Linked DNA regions of Homo sapiens: region 1 is linked to region 2. Evidence: chromatin loops called from intact Hi-C (ENCODE). Cell type or tissue: ovary. All regions are shown on one strand. Links, peaks and the distances in the headings refer to the core of each region. The heading gives the core; the rest is flanking DNA. Region 1 has its middle 13 kb from the start of KLRF1. Region 2 overlaps CLEC2A (C-type lectin domain family 2 member A).

The links. A loop is a pair of places that touch in the nucleus more often than their neighbours do. Peaks named below come from ENCODE experiments on the same cell type or tissue, not always from the same donor. Only the 100,000 strongest peaks of a DNase experiment are listed, where the experiment ranks them.
Region 1: a loop joins it to region 2, with 2.9 times the contacts of the local background. A loop is called at or near these places in 74 of 110 quality-filtered maps.

Annotation. Positions count from the first base shown.
Region 1 is chr12:9,812,914-9,815,832 of GRCh38, forward strand. It overlaps a transcript of KLRF1 not described here. Among named protein-coding and RNA genes, the nearest start is that of KLRF1, 13 kb to the right of the region's middle. In ovary, for the core only: no CTCF peak of the experiment used is centred there; a DNase peak (open chromatin) is centred at 1,438.
Region 2 is chr12:9,924,269-9,927,187 of GRCh38, forward strand. CLEC2A (C-type lectin domain family 2 member A) reads right to left here. Exons shown (of 5, transcript NM_001130711.2): 2 at 1,992-2,075. Among named protein-coding and RNA genes, the nearest start is that of CLEC2A, 6.6 kb to the right of the region's middle. In ovary, for the core only: a CTCF peak has its summit at 1,697 (motif pointing left); no DNase peak of the experiment used is centred there.

The sequences.
Region 1 (2,919 bases), core at 282-2,781, 110 kb before region 2:
TGTAGTGTTGTTTAAGCATTTCAAATGCTTGTACACTTGGAGGATATGAGAGCATTCATCATCAAGAGGTAAAACTTCCATGGGGGATGGGCCGATCACAGAGTGGGTGGTCAGCCATTGGGTTGCCCTCCAGGCTTGGGGGAATATCCTTGCAGCAAAGTGCACTGTGGAAACCTGCTGCCAGTCTCATGGCATTCCCTCTTTTATGTCTTTTTATTTTTTTATTTTTTTAATTAATTAATTTATTATTATTATACTTTAAGTTTTAGGGTACATGTGCACAATGTGCAGGTTAGTTACATATGTATACATGTGCCATGCTGGTTCTTTTATGTCTTAACTGACATATAAATCTAACCAAAAATTCCTTCCTAAAAACCTTGTAGGATTTTAAAATTAATTAATTATTTTCGAGACGGGGACTCTTTCTGTAGCCAGGCTGGAGTGCGGTGGTATGATCAGGGCTCACTGCAGCTTTTAACTTCTGTGCATGTGATCCTCCCACCTCAGCCTCCCCAGTAGCTGGGAGTACAAGCGCAGGCCCCCACGCCCAGCTGGAATTTTAAAAAATAGAATAACAAATTTACAAGGTCGCAATTTCGACTCTTTTCACACATTTCATGATACGGAGGAAGAAAACATTTTTCCCCCGAGAGAGGCTTCAGGATGGCTGTCTACAGGCCCTCAGTACTTTCCTCCACAAAGAAGAACCAAAACACCCAGTAGAAAATCAGACTTGGAATACAGCATCTAAAAGAACACATTCGAATTAAGCAGAGAAGCGACAGGAAAGCTCTGAGGCAGGAAAGAGACAGAGGGGAGGCAGGTAGCTCAGCTGAAACTGTCTGGGAGCCCAGAGACTTCTTAGTGCAGGGAAAGTGTGTCCACATTCCCACCGCAGACTCCTGCAGTCGTAGCCATGGGAGAGCCCTGGGGGCCCCGAGACTAGGATGGGGAGCTGCCTGGAGCCTGCACCGCGCAACAGCACTGTTCCAGGACGGAGCTCAGGCGAGGTCCCACACACCTCCTGGACCAGGCTATTTGGAGCCCAGCCCCAACAAGACTTCATCCTGCCTCGGGTCTCAACAGCTTCCGCATCTCCACATCCCTGGAGCCCCGCAGACATCCTTCACTTCCCCCACAACACCCCACACACCGGGAGGGCTGTAGTGGCACAAGGCTGATTGGTGCCAGCCGTGTGGCTGGGTCCCTGGCACTCTAGCCCCAAAGGTGTTCTACACCCCGGGGGAATCGGCAGTGCAGTGCACTGGGGAGGCTGCCTCCAGTCAAAGGGAGCCAAAACGCAAGCTCCCCAGAGCCTGACAGCCACTTGAGTGAGGTCGCTGCCACTGACAGCCACCCCGACTCCCAATAGCAAAGCAGCTGCGCACCGACAGGCTTTCTCCACCCACTGCCATCTCCACAGCCGGGACTGCCACCACCCAAGCACGCCGCTGGGAGGCGCCTGGGGATTGCCCACTCTGCCAACCACAGCCTGAGCCCTGAGCACAACATAGGGGATTGGGTTGTCTGAGGGTAGGACCACACCACCAAGCAAAGCCTCTCCCAGTGCCTGAGCACACTGCCCAGGGGCCTGGGGATCCATGGCCCTGTCCCACCCGTAGCTCCGCGTATGCTCCTGCACCATCAGGAGGCCTGACTGAAGACCCAGCCTGGCTGCTCGCAAGCCCCACCTACCACAGCCTGTGTGCACCATCAGGAGGCCTGAGGTTGGACCCGCAAAGCCTGGTACGGCCCACAAGTGCCCAAGTGCATCATTCAGTGGCCTGGGGACCGCCTTTCCACCACCGCTGACATCTGCACTCCTTTGGGGGCCCGAGGGCTGCCCGCCCAGCCCACCCTTTGCTGCCACCATAAAAGGTTATTGTAATGGAGGTAAAGAGTAGAATGATAGTTACTAGCAGCTGTGAAGGATGTGTGTGTGTGTGTGTGGGAGGGGGGAGGTATGCAAACATACAATTAGAAGGAATAAGTTCTAGTGTTCAACAGAATAGTAGAGTGACTATAGTTAACGACGATGTATTTTATATTTCAAAATAGTTATGAGAAGATTTGAAGTGTTCCCAACACAAAGAAATAATAAATGCTTGAGGTGATGGATATCCTAAACACCCTGACTTGATAATTACACAACCGATGCATGTATCAAAATATGACATGTACCTTAGAGATACATGAAAATATTATGTACCAATAAGAATATAAAAAAGAAATAAAATGAAACAAGAATACTTTTCTTATAAATCATGATGATAACAAGAACTATAGAAATTGCACCTTCAAATTAACTTGACAAGGCAAATCCTACCTATTTTCTAATATACTACTTTCTAGCTTAAATGTAAAAAGCCAGTTATTTCAATGAATTCAAAATTTATTTGTGGAAGTAACAGAAATGTCTCAACATGCTATGGTTTGATTAATCATTTCTACACTAACTTCTGAGAGAAGATTTGACAAGAGGACTCTGGGATAGGAGCTATCTATATCCAGGATGATTCTATCTGAGCCGCAGATGGACTTCTGTGGATTTTTTGTGTGGTTGAGGTCTATTTCTCTGTCAGCAGATACCACTTGAGTAGCAGGAGACAAGGTATAGCTTGCTACGCACTCCATCTTTCTTTTCTTTGACTCTGTCCAGCTAATTGTACAAAGTGTGTGGATCAAGCAATGACCTAGATTATCATTATATTGGATCCAAGTTATTGGTGTGTTTCTTGGGTTGGCCTAGCATTGTATTTACCAAGACTATGAGGAAAGTGGTGCTAAAATACGCTCCTGTAAATCTCCTGGCTTCCAGGCATAGTCCTTACCACAATGTGTAAGAGCAACCCAATTTCTGCCTGTATGGCTGCTGCGGCTGCTGCTGCTTCTTATTCCTCTTCTTATTCTTCTTCT
Region 2 (2,919 bases), core at 156-2,655:
CTTTCTGCTCTTTTTAATCAATGAATAAATGAACATAAAAACTTACTGTAGAAACTCTTGTCTATATTTAACTTCCAGATGTTTAGACAGCAATAACATTAAGCTCTAAGACTACACTGACAGTAGAGACTATAAACAAGAAGACTATCAGTATTCTTGAGAATGACCGAAACCCAACCCAACCCAACCCAACCCAACCCAATCAAACCAAAACAAAACAAAGAGCAGTGCTACTTAGCCAAATATAAGTGCTAAATTAAGCAAACCATGCATATGGAAAATCAAGTGCTGGGGACTATTTGGCCATGGCTCAGGAATTAAATTCTACCTTTGGATCTTTTTCACAAAATAAACCCATAGAACCCAGAGGAAATTTAACAACTTCATTTTTACAAATATTGCAATTCCAATGAGACAGTCTTGCAAAAGGTCACATATGCCGTTATTTCTTTGTTTTTTTTCATTTAACTTAATATGATAGTGAAGGAGTTCAGAACATGATGCCCCGAAATATGTCACTCAGGCATATAGACTCTTTTGAGTTAAACGCACTTTTAAAACAGCAGATGCAAGAGAAAACACTCTGAGCTTCCTTATTTTTCTTATAAGCAGGAGATAAAATACCTTTGTGAAAGATATCTTCTCTATACCAGAAGGAAAGCAACATTCTTATAGTCAAGGATAGGTAGTTGAGGCCAAAGGAAATGTGTGCAAACAACATTTGTTAATTTAACATTTATCTTTCCGGTCACTTTTCTACCCAATTAATTACCCTAGATCAAACCTCTTTGCCTTGCCACATTTTCATAATTTATTACCCTTTGTTGAATTCAATATATAAGTGTTCAACTCTACCTGCATCTTTAGGCTTTCATAAGGAAGACGTGCATGTCACGTCAAACTTATATTAACTAAACGCATGTGCTTTGCTCAAGTTGATGTGTCTTGTGTCAATTTCATTCTCAGGCCCGCAGAAAAACCCTGAGCGGGTAGAGGTAAGATTTTGCATTCCAACTAATAGAAATAAATAAAGTTTTATAGAACAAACTATTAGTGACATAACTTACTCTTGATTAAAAAGAAATTAAAGGAATGCTACAATTATGAAGGTCAAGCTGCATGGTTTTTAAAATTTATCAAGCATTAGAGTTATACAGCCAAGGTGTTTGATCCTAGGTCTGGAATGTATTATTTGTGAGAGGCAACTTACTCATTCTGTCCTGTATATTTTTTATCTGTAAATGGATTTTCTTATACCTGTATCCTAGTCTAATGAGGATTAAATACAAATAGCAGAGCATAGTGTATTTAACATTAGCTCACTAATTCACAAACTCTAAAAAAGAAAATTATCTGTAACAAGCCCATAGAACTGATGTTTATGTGGGATTTTTTTTTATAAATATAGAAATTGATCCTCCTAGTTTTAAAACTTGAAACTTACATTTGTCTTATTTGAGTTCATTCTTTAGGAATCTGACCTTTAGTCCTCTCAGATAGTAACAGGAAACCGAAAGTCACCAGATCACCACTTCCAGACAAGGGACTCCTCACTGCCATGATTGTCTAACCGACCACCTGCTCCCTGTTGACCAACTCTTCTTCCCTACCCCTCCCTAATTCGGGAATAGTCATTGTCTCCGGGATTGGCTTTCTGTGCCCTGAGCAATGGGACCTAGACTGAACCCCTGGCATTTCAGTAACATCGCTATTGCTGTTGCCATCTGGTGGTCATCTAAGAATTTAAGATTATTTTTCTTAAGCATCAAGGACTATAAAGTCAAGAACATAATTCTATTGTAAAACTGAGAGTGTTTGGGGGAGAGGCAAGGATTATGGTAAAAACTGTTGAACTGGTAAAAATTTGAGGACAAGTGTCTATAAAACCCTTTAATCACTCTAGATGTGGGAGATTTGGAGTTAAACTTGAGATATACATGGACCCTTCAGGAGTGAAGAACCATAGAAAGTGTATGAATTAAACCACTCACCTATCATAATAATGCAAACTGTAGTAATAATAATACTCAGGAAGCACATAAGGCCAATCTTCCAGTTTTGTATCAACTTGGGAACTGCAAATTAAATCAACACATATTTTACAATTTCTGAATAAACACTGACTCGATATTATTACTGGTGTATTCCTCTCCTATAATTGTTAATCAGGAAACCCTCAATCAAGTACATACATCTCAAAATAACAAAGGATAGCAAACCATCAAAAAGTGCAAGGAAGATAAGTACCAAAAAATGATTGCTATAGCTGTTCGGCTCGAGAGAGTGGTGAGTGGAGAAATCACTGAGTTTTGGGGGAATGAGGAAGGAAAGGAAAGGAAAGTTTACTTAAAAGGTAGAAATAGTTTGAATGGGGGATTTTAAGCAAAAAGGCATAAAGATCATCAAAAGGTCCACGATTAGAGCAAATGTTTATAACAGATATATAAGGCAATAGGATTAAAGACAGGAAAGAAAGGAGTCATAAGGTCATGACAGAAGACCTTAAATGAGAGATATATTTTTCTTTATTCTTTAAGCCATGGAGGAAATAAACAATGTGTTTCAGCCAGAGAATATTCAAGATAAAAGCAGTAATTTATTTATTTGTGGTAAGCAAACAAAATTAGAGAAAACTCAGGATTTGACACTCGTGGAAATGCTATGAGGTTAAGAACAAATAATAATTCTATTAATGATAAAGTAATTGTAGCTGATATATCATTAGTAGATGTAGAAACAATCTAGGAAGAATGTGCGTGTATGTGTGTGTCTGTGTGTGTGTGTGTACAGTCATGCATAGCTTAGCAATGGGGAGATATTTTGAGAAATGTGCCTTTAGGTGATTGTGTCATTGTTGGAACATCATAGAATGTACTTACACAAACTTAGACAGTATAGCCTACTAACACCTAGGCTATA